2 separate regions of the Homo sapiens genome follow, and region 1 is linked to region 2. Evidence: chromatin contacts called from ENCODE Hi-C or POLR2A ChIA-PET data. All regions are on one chromosome and are shown on one strand. The core of a region is the stretch at or near the end of the contact, and the rest is flanking DNA. Distances in the headings are between cores, read along the strand shown.

Region 1 (6,676 bases), core at 2,581-5,080, 2.0 Mb before region 2:
ATTTTTAGTATGGATGGGGTTTCACCATGTTGTCCAGGCTGGTCTAGAACTCCTGACCTCAGGTGATCCACCCGCCTCGGCCTCCCAAAGTGCTGGGATTACAGGCGTGAGTCACTGAGTCCCACCTTAGTTTCATTTTCTTTCCACTGTCGTAAAGGATATGTTGGCTGATGGCCTGGGTATTTAAAAAATCATAAATATCTATAATCCCCAGAGCATTAACTCTGCCTAATATTTATGTGCAAATCTCTACCAGTTTACGTATTCATTTCAGAATAGAATTCCATTTACTATAGAGCTCTCTGCCAGCCTATGCCTGTACATTTATAATCATGACAAATTATGTAGCTGTCTGAGGGCCAGCACAATATCCTCATTCCAGATAACATCTATCACTCTCACTGTTAAATAAAATTACTCTCCAAGAAATTTACAAATCTTTTGTTATTGTGGAATTCTTAAAATACCATTTGTAAGTACTTTAAAAAGTTGGTTTTAAAGATTCAGAGACGTGTGAATATCTCTGTAACACAGTAATTAAAACCCAGGCCATAAAGGTAAATCCTGGCATATCACATTGTGTCCATCTGACTGTGGGTCTCCTTGCAGTGAGGATAATAATAGCACGCACTTCTTAGGGAAGTTGTGAAGAATAAATAGATTCAAACATGTAAATTAATCAGAATAGCATTTGCCACACTGCAAATGATTGGTACCATTATTACTTTCTGTCAGATAATTGTGCCTAGTTATAAATTTGCTAAGAGGTTTGCAAGAGATAAATGAATGGTATAAATCACCAAAAGGTAGGATTGCTTATTATAACTAATAATCAGCATAGATACTCCTTGTCTAATGTAAAAATAAAGGGAAATAAAATGGTCTCCCTGACCCTGGTGTAATCACTTCCAAGAAGTGATAATTCTGGAAGTAACTAAGAGTTCATGAGGCTAACTACCGGTCAGTGAAGTGTACTTTCCCATCAGGAAACATGATAAGCATGTAGTCATTTTTATTCCATAGTTCTGGCTCCTCCAAAGGCAAAGGAGATGGCATTTCTCCAGCTTAAGTTTCACTATGTAGTTTTAGGAAGTTAACATTAGCTGATATTACTACTATCCTTATCAGAAAATTGCTCTTTTGGAATTTAAGAAAATCTCTATGAAGAGGTACAAAGATTAGCAGCAGATGATGAGAACTGACTCCAGTCTGGGTCAGAGACCAAGGAGGGTATCAATGTTCCTTTACTTTAATGCTATAATCTGATCCTAAGCAGTAAAGCAAACTCAAGCGATTTTCTGAGAACCATCATAGGACAATTTTAACTCCATGAAGTTAATCTGTCAGATTATATATTTTAGAACGTATCTGATATCATTCCAGATGTTTCCTTGGCTAAACATTCTTAAATTACTGTGACAACAATCTATACGTTACTTATTTGCTAATATTGTCCTATTAGTTTGGAACTTCAAAGCTCCTGACCAGCTGAAGAAAGGTGATCCTCAAAAACATGAACCATGAGAGAGTGGCAAGAAGTTAGAAATGTACTATTGGTAATGAGATTATCAAGCAGGCTTTGTTGTACCAAAGGTTTGTCTCACCTGAGGTTATGTCTTTCCAACTAGGTTCATGATAGGAGAACATATTGCTAATAACAATAGTTCATATAAATTGACCCATACACATATCAGGTTCTAATCATTGCATTTTAAATACATTATCGCTGCATCACTAGAACACTCCAAAAGGTAAATTCATCTATTATTCTCATTTTACAGACAAAGAAGTCGAGGCTTAGTAAAGCCAAGAAACTCTCCCAGGGTTATACCATTAAGAATTGGTTATAGACTAGATTCAAGTAAGTTTAATGTTAGAGACTGAGTTCTTAGCCATTGTGTATTATTGACTCTCCTACTTTTACTGGCAGAAACTAAAGTGTTGTTACTGTGTTGTTTTGTTTTAACCAAGCATTTGGTGTAATTATTTTCATATTCAGACAAGCTACAGACTCCTTCAGGGGATAGCAAACTAATGACCTTCAGGACCAATTCAGTCCAATGCATGTTTTGTAAGAAAGAATTTAAAGCTACATCTGATTGTTTATACATGTTTATGCTACACTTGACACATACGGCCTGTGGCTGCTGCTCGTGACAGAGACCACATGGTCTGCAAAGCTACTATCTGGCTGCCCCTGGTGATACAGCCAGGCTTGAGCTTGAGGTATGATGATTACAGGTATCAATGGAACCACACCAAGAAGCATGGATCTCCTGTGGAGCATGATCATATAGGTGATGGGTTCCTAGCCGCCGAGGGTGACAAGCCCAACTCCGCTAAGAACCCAATCCCAGAGCTGACCCCAGATAGGCTCTTTCTGCCTCTTTTCCCAATGCTCACCTGCTGGAGTTCCTTCACTGTGGCTCAGCCTAGAGTCATTCTCATGTCTGGTATGATCTCACTAATACCGTGGCTCCAAATCCCCTTTTTGGATGACTTCATTTCACAATACTCTCCTCTCCCTACCTCTCAGGATGGCCTTCATAGGATCTTTCTCCAACTGAGGCATTTTCTTGTTTTTCTTCAGCAAGGCTAAGCCCCGCAGTGAACATGTCTGATTGGTTTCTTGTCTTTTTCCCTGCAGAATGCAGTCATGAGGTCCTCAAGGGTCCACACCTGGCATGTCCCAGGTGCATCCCATGGGTTGACTTTTCCGCCTGGATCTGCACGTGCCCCAACCTAGGCCTTCATTTAAGACCAACTTGGCCATCCTCTGTCAAACAACAGAGCCTAGCTGGAGTCTCCTAGAATGAGTCATGTTGTGAACCTGGAATACCTGATGTTCCAACCTTTTACCTGAAGATCCAGGCTGAGTTGTGACCCCTCTCTAAGCAGAAGCTTCACCAGGTGCATCAGGCCTGTTAGAGGGGGTCCCCAGAGTGTTTTCCCAGGATGGCAGTGTGTTAGAGGGCTCAAGAGCTCTGGGGGCTATAGAGTCTAAAATGCAGGGCCCGAAGGATTGTGGTTGTAATTATGGGATCCTATTGCCCTATGGAGATATAATTGCATCTTGAAATTATGAAGTATCTCAAAAAAAGTATCAGTTTTCATTTCTGTAACTATAACTGTCTTTCAGGTGGAGCACTTGCTTTCAACCCTCCGTTTATACAATATTATCCATCTTCCATTCATCCTTGTGCACGTCTCACACATACTGCTACAATATTCAGCCTGTGTTGTGAGTGCTGGAGAGAGACGGGGAGAAGCAAATATAACAGATTGGAATGTTTGCCCGTTAGGGGCTACATCACCCAGCACAGGCCAGGTCAGAGCAGACAGTCAATAAATATTTTTAAAATTAATAAACGAGCATGATCACTGTGGCCAATTAAAGATCTAGTAGCATAAGGAAAGAGTGTGGTAGGGGTGTTGGAAGAGAGTAGGGTTGACTAAGCAAATAAACAGGGAAATCAAGTGTGAACAGAGTGTGAAACTGCAAGGAAATAGATATCTTGTTATTCAGAAAGTTGGAAGCTCATAGCCTGATATGTAGAAAGGGCTGCATGTGTGAGCCAGAGTGAGAAGAGTGTGTTGTGGTCCATGCTGCATGGAAGTGTCAAGTGAATGATATTGACAGGTCTCAACCTAATAACTAAGAAAATAAATAGAAACAAGAAAAGGAAACAGCCCAATTTCCCTGAGTTTCAGCTCAACATATAAAATACACAATCACACACATATATAAATACACCCATCTGCACACTTCCTCTTTTTGTGTGAGCAGCTGGAATTTACTGTAGGTGAAACAAATGTGAAGGAGGTTGCGAAACATACAGGATTCTCAGTTACTATTTGAGACTTCTCAATCTGAGTCAGTCTTATAAAATAGTAACTGATTATTTTTAGTTTAAAGGGTAGCCTCAGTTGGGCACTTCAGCCGGATTATCATTGACGCTGGCATACATTAGACTAGAGTACATGTTGAAGCATGTCTTAAAATCCACCTTGTGTCTGCTTAATTGCTGATATGGTTTGGATCTGTGTCCCCAGAAAATCTCATGTTGAATTGTCATCCCCAGTGTTGAGGTGGGGCCTGGTGGGAGGTGAATGGATCATGGGGGCAGAGTTCTTATGAATGGTTTAGCACCATCTACCTTGGTACTGTATAATGATAGAGTTCTCACAGTATCTGGTTGTTTAAAATTGTGTGGCACCTCCCCACTTTCTCTCTTCCTCCTGCCCCGGCCATGTAAGATGTGCCTGCTTCCCCTTCACCTTCCACCATGATTGGAAGCTTCTTGAGGCTTCCCCAGAACCCAGAAGCAGAAGCTAGTACACTTCCTGTAGGGCCCGTGGAAACAGGAGCCAATTAAACCTCTTTTTTTTTTTTTGAGAATAAGTCTTAAAAAGAAGCACTCAGGCTGGAGTGCAGTGGTACAATCTTGGCTCACTGCAACCTCCACCTCCCAGATTCAAGCGATTCTCCCGCCTCAGCCTCTCGAGTAGCTGGGATTACAGGCATGTGCCACCACACCCACCTAATTTTTGTATTTTTAGTAGAGATGGGTTTTCACCATGTTGGCCAGGCTAGCTTCGAACTCCTGACCTCAAGTGATCCGCCCACCTTGGCCTCCCAAAGTGTTGGGATGACAGGCGTGAGCCACCGTGCGTGGCCCCTCTTTTCTTTATAAATTACCAAGTTTCAGGTATTTCTTTACAGCAATGTGGGAACTGCCTGATACAGTCACTCACATTTGCCGAGTGCTTATTTTATGCCAGATATGATCCAGAGCACCGTGCGGTCATGAACGCACGAGGCTGTCACAGTGATCCTGTGGCATTGTACCCATTTCACGTAGAAGAAATGGAGGTTTAGTGAGAATAAGGGTATAAACATATAAGTAGATAGATATTAATAGATAGGTGGGTAGATACGATTTTTCTGAACAAACACGTTGAAAAATAGCATTAAAAATATTATCAGTCATGTTTTTTATTCCAAAGCTTCTAAGGGCCTTCAGCGTGCATTGCTACCTCTCAAGATCAATATATGCCACATAACCCACAATAAACTTAACCAGAGATGCCTTTCCTCCACTAGCATCTAGGAGCACTAGATTTTCTAGAAATACTTTGAGAATCACTGATGATGCAACAGATCTCAAAATGCCTTGAAATTTGAATTCAAAATAATGTTTAAATATAAAATGGACTTTTGTGCTTTATTTCCAACAAATAGAAAGGAAAACTTACTCATGAAATTTAGGCAGCCCATCACACAGAACTAGGTGTTTTGTAATTTTTTGACTCAAAATTGGTAAGCCAGCATTAGAAGGAGTGAGAGTATTGTCTATCTTAAGCTGTGTATAGGGATGATTGCAGCATATAGCCCCAAGGCCATACTGACAGCAAGGTCTTATCTCAGAAGATGGGGAGCTCTATTCTCTCCCTGTATTAGTCTGTTTTCATGCTGCTGATAAAGACGTACCTGAAACTTGGTAATTTATAAAAGGAAAGAGGTTTAGTGGACTCACAGTTCCACATGGCTGGGGAGACCTCACAATCACGGTGGAAGGCGAAAGGCACACCTTACATAGTGGCAGGCAAGAGAAAAAGAGAACCAAAGGAAAGGGGAAACCCCTTGTAAACCCATCAGCTCTTGTGAGACTTATTCACTAACACAAGAACGGGGTAGGGGAAACCGCCCCCATGATTCAATTATCTCCCACCAGGTCTCTCCCACAACACGTGGGAATTATGGGAGCAACAATTCAAGATGAGATTTGGGTGGGGACACAGCCAAACCATATCACTTCCCCATTGTGTATCTTAATTTACTCGCCCAACATCATCCTTCAAGAATTGCCCACTTCTTCATTTCTGTACTTTTTCCACACAACATAGACAAATACTTAGATACACACACACACACACACACACCCTTATAAAATTAATGTCTTTCTGAACATATGGCCATAGCTTTTTATCACACTAACATTATCGAAATCTTCGTCTCTTTCTCTCTCTCTCTCACTCACTCACTCCTGCTCTCGCTCTCTCTCTGTCACACTCTGTGTGTGTGTAAATTCCAAGAAATGTAATGGGGAAATATATTTAAAACCATTAACCTTTTTAGTATCTGCAAGGTTGAGATTCAGGACAGTTAGGCAGATATGATACAGAAAGGGGATTTCCATTTGTTATTTAACCTGTACATTCTGTACATTTATTTAAACTGTACATTTATTTAAACTACCAAAACATACATTGTTTTGATAGTTTAAATAAATACTTTTAATAACTAAAATAACACATGTGTCCTAAGTCAAAGAATTTCTTGGTCCCAATTTACCTCCATGAATTTGAAACAAAGAAGCTAAATTTGAAATCTATTAGGCAATTGGCAACATAGAACACTGAATAATGCGTCCTGAAGCATCTTTGTAGTTTGAAGTGCTTTCTCCTTTATAAATGAGTTTGTGCTGCACAAATGGGTGCTCATAGATACTTGACAGAAATGTCCAGGCCTCTGCAGCACATTGTGTATAAAAGGGATAAGGGAGGCTGAGGCGGGCAGATCACCTGAGGTCAGGAGTTCAAGACCAGCCTAGCTAACTTGTTGAAAACCTGTTTCTACTAAAAAAAAAAAAAAAAAATTAGCCAGGCATGGTGG
Region 2 (7,150 bases), core at 2,355-4,854:
GCGAGACTGCATCTCAAAAAAAAAAAAAAAAAAAGAGAAGTAAAGCAAAAAAAAAAGAGAAGTAAAGCAACTGGCTCAGGGTCACAGAGCGAGTGAGAAACAGCTAGGATTCAAACTCATGTCTGTTCCCATGCTCCAAACAGGATGGTCATAGGTGTATTTCAGACAAGTCCTAGATTAGAATATGGGAGGCCGGGCACGGTGGCTCAAGCCTCTAATCATAGCACTTTGGGAGGCTGAGGAGGGCGGATTACGAGGTCAGGAGTTCGAAACCAGCCTGGCCAACATGGTGAAACCCCATCTCTACTAAAAATACAAAAATTAGCCAGGCATGGTGGCACACACGCCTGTAATCCCAGCTACTCAGGGGGCTGAGGCAGGAGAATTGTTTGAACCTGGGCGGCAGAGGTTGCCATGAGCCAAGACTGAACCACTGCATTCCAGCCTGGGCGACAAAGCAATACTCCATCTCGGAAAAAAAAAAAAAAAAAGACTATGGGGTGTTTTTTTAAATACCATTAAACTTCACAAAGCAGGTTTGGCTCTAATTCGTAAACCCAGGCATGCTGAAAACTACAGTTGCTGGCAGACCCAGTTTTCCTTTATTTAAAATTCACAAAACAGGCTGGGCACGGTGGCTTACGCCTGTAATCCCAGCACTTTTGGAAGGCTGAGGTCGGCAGATCACTTGAGGTCAGGAGTTTGAGACCAGCCTGGCCAACATGATGAAACCTCATCTCTACCAAAAACATAAAAAATTAGCCGGATGTGGTGGTGCTCACTTGTAATCCCGGCTACTCACTTGTAATCCCGGCTACTCAGGAGGCTGAGGCAGGAGAATTGCTTGCCCAGGAGGCAGACGTTGCCGTGAGCCAAGATCGTGCCAACGCACTCCAGCCTGGGTGACAGAGTAAGAGTCTGTCTCAAAAAATAAATTAATTAATTAAATTTAAAAAAAAACCCATAAAATTAACAAAACAATATCCCCAAGCCTGGCCAGTGTGGGCTACACTCAGCAGGAAATAAAATAAGTCAGGCCAGGTGCAATGGCTCACACCTGTAATCCCAGCACTTTGGAAGGCCGAGGCGGGAGGATCACTTGAGGTCAGGAGTTTGAGACCAGACTGGTCAACATGGTGAAACCTCTTTTCTACTAAAAATACAAAACTTAGCCAGGCATGCTGGTGGACACCTGTAATCCCAACTACTTGGGAGGGTGAGTGGGGAAGATCGCTTGAACCTGGGAGGTGGAGGTTGTAGTGAGACGAGATCACTCCACTGCACTCCAGCCTGAGCAACAGAGCCAGACCTCCGTCTCAAAAAAACAAAAAGGAAAGAAGTCAGGTCAGCCTCTGGATGCTGTACTGACTCGGGGAACAGGGAAGGGGTCATGAAGCAGGAAAACAGGCGAGAGATACTAATGTGGGCTCCATGTCCACTCTGCCTAGGTTCACATCCTGGCTCTGCCACTCATCTGACCTGAAACCAGCCACTTCACTGCTCTGTGTCTCAGTTTCCTCATCTGTCAAATGGGAACAGTAACAGTACCTACTGCACAGGGTCATTCTAAGGATTACATAAGATTATTCTATCTACAAAAGCACTTAGTAATCATTAGTATCTCTATTAAAGGCACAAACCCCGGTTTAGCCCAGGAAGAGCTCTGACCCCCAGATTCGGAGATGCTCTGCCAGAATACAGATTGTCTTATTTAAGTAAAAGTCTTAAATAACCACTCGTATTTCATGTTTGTTGGCCTTAGATTGTCACATGGAACCACCGTCAGTTGAGACATGGGGATCCTGTGGTCACCCTGCGTGAAAAAGACAGGCTTATTTTTGCTCTAAAACAAATGATTTCTGCCTTCAAATAGCTCCGAAACGGCATCAAGAGGAAGTAAGTGAGACTCCCTGCACTCACACCCCTGATCCTTTCCCGCGCCAGACTCCAGGGCAACCTTTTCACATTCAGGCGTTCAGCCCTGCTTCCTTGCCCCTCTTTGGCCACCTACAAAGCGTTCTCTCCCCTACATGTATGAAGACACAGACCCACCTGTGCAAGAGGTGCCCCTGCCCACAGGAGAGGGAGGTCAAAACTTACTGTTTTCCTAACAAATTAACCTTTCATGTTATCCAGTAAGAACATGCAGTCAATCTGATTTCGGCCTTCATATTCCCTTCTATTCCCCACTCCCTCTCAATGAGCAGAAAACTTTAACTTTTTAGCCATGATTCTGGGCCAGGAAGGTACCAACTAGTCATAATTACAACCTCGCAATGAAGGGGAATGATTACTATCCCCATTTAACAAATAAAGAAACAAGCTCAAAGAAGTGAAGTCACTTCCCCAAAGTCATCCAACTGGTAGAGCTCCAACTTGAACCCAAACTTCTCTGACTCCAAAACCCCAGGAAGGCTGGCGGCAAGCAAGAGCCCCCTCCTCCCCAGGGAACAGCAAAGGAACCGCAATACCACACACAACTGTCCCCAGTAACTTCCTCCTTCTCAAGAGCTAGTCGGCGGACTTCGGCCCGGAATGGCACCCCTATCGCACCTAGCTCCAGAGAGCAGGAATTGGGGAAAACCCCCTGCGATCCTCCTGGGACTCAACACCCTTCCCAGGAGGCTGCAGGATCCGGGACCTCCCCAAACTAAACAAAAGGCTCCACGCGAAAGGCCCCGCACACAGTAGGTGCTCGGTTTCCCAAAGCCACCGAGCAAATCGCATTGCTCCCTTCTTTTCCTGTAAAGTAAAAACAACTCCAAGTATCTTCAAAGCAGGAGGAGGAGTGGGGCAGAAGGTCCCAGGGGAAGTGGGTCGGGATGCGAGGCTAGGACAAACCCGGGGTAGCTGGGGAGGGCGCAGCCGCGTGGGGACCGAGAGCGCCAGTGTGCTGCCTGGCTCACAGTAGGAGCCATTCAAACGCGGTGAATGAATGAATGAGACGCGCGGCAGGCGTCAGCGCAGCCGGGAGAGACTCTGGCTGCGCCGACCGCGGAGGCAAGGTCCAAGGAGAAGCGCGGCGCAGAGGAGAGGGCGCCCCGAGGCCCGGCCGCCCAGACCCGCACTGGTCAGGCCCGGCGGGGGCCGCAGGCGGCAGGCCCCGAGGCGCAGGCCGGACCCCCTCTTCCCGCGCGCTGGCCGGGCGGGCAGCCCCGGAGGCCGCGCTCCTCCCAGGTCGGCCCCGGTAGCCAGGTGCGTGGCGACCGGGGCAAGGTGACCGCGGGCGCGGGCCCGGCGCCCACCTTCTGAGCGGCGCGCACGTTGTCCTCGCCGAACAGGCTGCTGACGCTCTGGGAGAAGGTGTTGACCGTGCGGCGGTAGCTGTTCTTCTCCGCGCCGCCGCGGCCCCGCGCCCCCTGCGCGCCCGGGGCCAGCAGCCCGAGCAGCAGCAGCAGCAGCAGCAGCAGCAGGAGCCCGGCCCGGGCCAGGGGCCCGCCTGAGGCGCGCGCGCCCATGCTCGGCCGGCGGGGCGCGGGGTCGCGATGCGGGGTGAGGGCCGTGCGCTGGGCCGCAGCGGGCTCCGGCTAGGGCAAGGTTGGCGCGCTCGGGGGCCGCGCGCCGCGCCTTTACCCACAGCCGCCGCCGCCGCTGCTGCGCCACCTGCCCCGCCCCGCGCGCAAAGGCGCACGGCCCAGCCCACGCCGCGCCCCGCCCCCGGCGCGGGACCAACGCGACCCGGCCCCGGGGCCCCGCGCCCGCCTCCCGGAAGCCTGCCCCGACCCGGTGCGGCTTCTCATCATTTAAAAAAAAATTCTCTTTTTTAACTTATCCGTGGAAAAGCAACCCGTGCCTGTAAAACTTGCAACAGCTTCAACCAGGAAAGTGACTGCAACTGATTGAAAAACATGAAATAGACATATATGTAATCTCCCTGAATGTATTATAATGGTACCCCAAAATTCGCCCTCGTGGGCATCAGCTCATTCATCCTGAAAATTTTAAATAACAAGAAAGCATCAGGCATCCTCCTGCCCTTCCTGAATGAACTGTATTTCAGAGCCCCAAAATAGTTGGGGAGGGACTTTCTTTTACAAAGTCCAGCTAATACATGAGGATGAATGAGAGAATCCGAAAATTATTTGGCACCCCTCAATAGAATGATGGATTCACGCGATGATCATCAGAAATGGGTACAACCAAGAGGGGAGGGTTTGGCGGGGAACTTGAAAATGGAGGGGCTAAGCCGCGAAGTCCCGGTCCCGCCAATCGATCTTAGTGCCAGGAAGTACCAGCGCCACCTGCGATGGATTCTTGCCAAGACAAGTTGAGCATGAACCTGATGGGGCCTCTAGATCAAACCTACAGTTTACAGGAAATATGGCAGATAAGGAAAACTTAGAAGCAGCAGAAGCAACCAACCAACTCCAGCATGTGGGGCATTCTACCAAACAAACGACCCAGTTTGTTCAATAAATAATTGGTATAAAAGGTGAGCGAAGAGGAGGATAATTGGTTTTAAAGACTTAAGAGCCATAATAACCCATGCAATGCAAGGACCCTGTTTGCATCCTAAATCAAACAAATCAAGTCTAACCAACATTTTTTTTAGACAACCAAGAAAATAAAACTCAATTTTTGCCAATCCAAAGAATACAAAATGCTCTTATTTTTGAATTTACATTTTCTGGATTCCTAGTAAGATTTTCATAGATTTATTGGCCATTTGAATTACTTCTCTGTGAATTACCTATTCATATCCTTTGCACATTTTTTCCTGTATTGTTTATCTTTTTAAAAACTTTTTTGTAGGTCGGGTGCGGTGGTTAACGCCTGTGATTCCAGCACTTTGGGAGGCTGAGGCGGGTGACCTGAGGTCGGGAGTTCGAGACCAGCTTGACCAACATGGAGAAATCCCTCCGTCTCTACTAAAAATACAAAATGAGGCCAGGCGCCGTGGCTCACGCCTGTAATCCCAGCACTTTGGGAGGCCGAGGCGGGCGGATCACAAGGTCAGCAATTTGGGAGGCCGAGGCGGGCGGATCACGAGGTCAGGAGATCGAGACCATCCTGGCTAACACAGTGAAACCCCGTCTCTACTAAAAATACAATAGCCGGGCGTGGCGGCGGGCGCCGTAGTCCCAGCTACTCAGAGCCTGAGGCAGAAGAATGGCGTGAACCCGGGAGGCGGAAGTTGCAGTGAGCCGAGATCGTGCCACTGCACTCCAGCCTGGGCGACAGAGCGAGACTCCGTCTCAAAAAAAAAAAAAAAAAAAAAAAAAAATCCAAAATGAGCCAGTTATGGTGGTGCCTGCTTGTGATCCCAGCTACTCGGGAGGCTGAGGCAGGACAACCGCCTAAACCTGGGAGGCGGAGGTTGCAGTGAGCCGAGACTAAGCCACTGCACTCCAGCCTGGGCAACAAGAGTGAAACTCCGTCCCAAAAACAAAACAAAACAAAACAAAAACCTTTTTTTACGCCAGGTGTAGTGGCACAAGCTTGTTTTGGGAGGCCAAGGCAGGAGGATTGCTTGAACACAGGAGTTCGAGGCCAGCCTGGCCAACATAGTGAAACCTATCTCTATAAAAAATGATAATAATAATAATAATAATAAACTTTTTAATTAAGGTATAACATACAGAAAAATACACAATCATATAAATTTTTATGAATTTTCACAAACTGAATACCCAAGGTAACCAGCACCCAAATCAAGAAACGAAACATTACCAGTTCCCCCACGAAGCCTCCCTTTGTCCCCTCCCATTCACTATGTTCCTCTTAAAATTTAGGGGATTCATTTGCCTGTGTTTGAAGTTTATGTAAATGAACCACACAGTACTCTGGGGGTTGGCTTCTTTTGTTCAACTTTTTTTTTTATTTATTTTTTATTTTTTGAGACGGAGTCTTGCTCTGTTGCCCAGGCTGGAGTGCAGTGGCATGATCTCGGCTCACTGCAACCTCCGCCTCCGGGGTTCAAGCGATTCTCCTGCCTCAGCCTTCCGTGTAGCTGGGACTATAGGCACGCGCCACCACACCCGGCTAATGTTTGTATTTTTAGTGGAGACAGGTTTCGCCATGTTGGCCAGGCTGGTCTCAAACTCCTGACCTCAGGTGATCCGCCTGCCTTGGCCTCCCAAAGTGCTGGAATTACAGGCGTGAGCCACCACGCCCAGCTTTTGTTCAACTTTATATTTGTGAGATCCATCCATGCTGTTATGTATCTGCCTTCTTCTTGCTGTCTAGAATGGTCTATACCTTCTGGAAGGTAATTCACTGATATATTATATTTTAGAAGGAAATATAGGCAAGTGTACTACTACCTACTTAACATTTTTTAAACGTTTCTTAAACTTTTAATTTATTTAAATAAACATATTTAAAGAAGAAACTTTAGATCACTATCATCCTGAGCAACAAAATCCATAAAAACACAGATTTGAGCCTGGGTGCAGTGGCTCAGGCCCGTAATCTCATCATTTTGAGAGGCCAAGGTGGGCCGATCACTTGATGTCAGGAGTTTGAGACCATCCTGGCCAACATGGTGAGACCCCATCTCTACTAAAAATACAAAAATTAGATGGGCATCTTGGTGGGTGCCTGTAATCCCAGCTACTTGGAAGGCTGAGACAGGAGAATCGCTTGAACCCGAGAGGTGGAGGTTGCAGTGAGCCGAGACTGCTCCACTACACTCCAGCCTGGGCGTCAGAGGGAGAGTTCTGTCTCAAAAAAACAAAAACAAGCAAACAAACAAAAAACCCCATAGATTTGATACGCTAATTATGATTTTTTTAAACGTCATTCATTAAGGCCTTCACAGTGGCTTATGCCTGTAATTCCGGCACTTTGGGAGGCCGAGACAAACGGATCCCTTGAGCCCAGAATTTTGAGACCAGTCTAAGCAACATAGGGAGACACCATCTCTACAAAAAAATAGAAAAATTAGCCCGTCGTGGTGGTGTGTGCCTGTAGTCATAACTACTCAGGAGGCTGAGGTGGGAGGACAGGTCAAGGCTGCAGCGAGTGGTGATTGCACCACTGCACTCTGGCCTGGCCCACAGGGCGAGATCTCATCTCTTAAAAAAAAAAAAAAAAAAGTCGGGCGCGGTGGCTCATGCCTGTAATCCCAGCACTTTGGGAGGCCCAGGCAGGCAGATCACGAGGTCAGGAGTTTGAGACCAGCCTGGCCAACATGGTGAAACTCCGTCTC

What was found. Hi-C counts contacts between places; a loop is a spot of excess contacts on that map. ChIA-PET counts read pairs that join two places held with the same protein, here RNA polymerase II (POLR2A). Pooled maps may share reads with other maps.
Region 1: a loop to region 2 is called in a pooled map, with 7 times the contacts of the local background. The contact joins the enhancer-like site here to the promoter of BRI3BP in region 2. A Hi-C loop is called at or near these places in 1 of 37 single-sample maps with no recorded cell type and 2 of 50 pooled maps. POLR2A ChIA-PET finds 5 or more read pairs at or near these places in 1 of 52 experiments (A673).

What each region holds. Positions count from the first base shown.
Region 1 is chr12:127,039,370-127,046,045 of GRCh38, reverse strand. All of the region lies in intron 1 of LINC02405 (long intergenic non-protein coding RNA 2405), which reads left to right. Among named protein-coding and RNA genes, the nearest start is that of LINC02405, 18 kb to the left of the region's middle. RefSeq lists a silencer at 3,695-3,895 and an enhancer at 3,879-4,008. Within about 2 kb of position 3,830, at least 2 of the 41 ENCODE cell types and tissues checked have a DNase peak (open chromatin) inside an H3K27ac peak, as active enhancers do.
Region 2 is chr12:124,990,099-124,997,248 of GRCh38, reverse strand. It overlaps BRI3BP (BRI3 binding protein), which reads right to left and starts at 3,604. Exons shown (of 3, transcript NM_080626.6): 1 at 3,246-3,604. The coding sequence starts at 3,458. RefSeq lists enhancers at 1,405-1,544, 2,725-2,814, 4,534-5,034 and silencers at 2,905-2,964, 2,975-3,224, 3,235-3,284, 3,385-3,434, 3,455-3,774.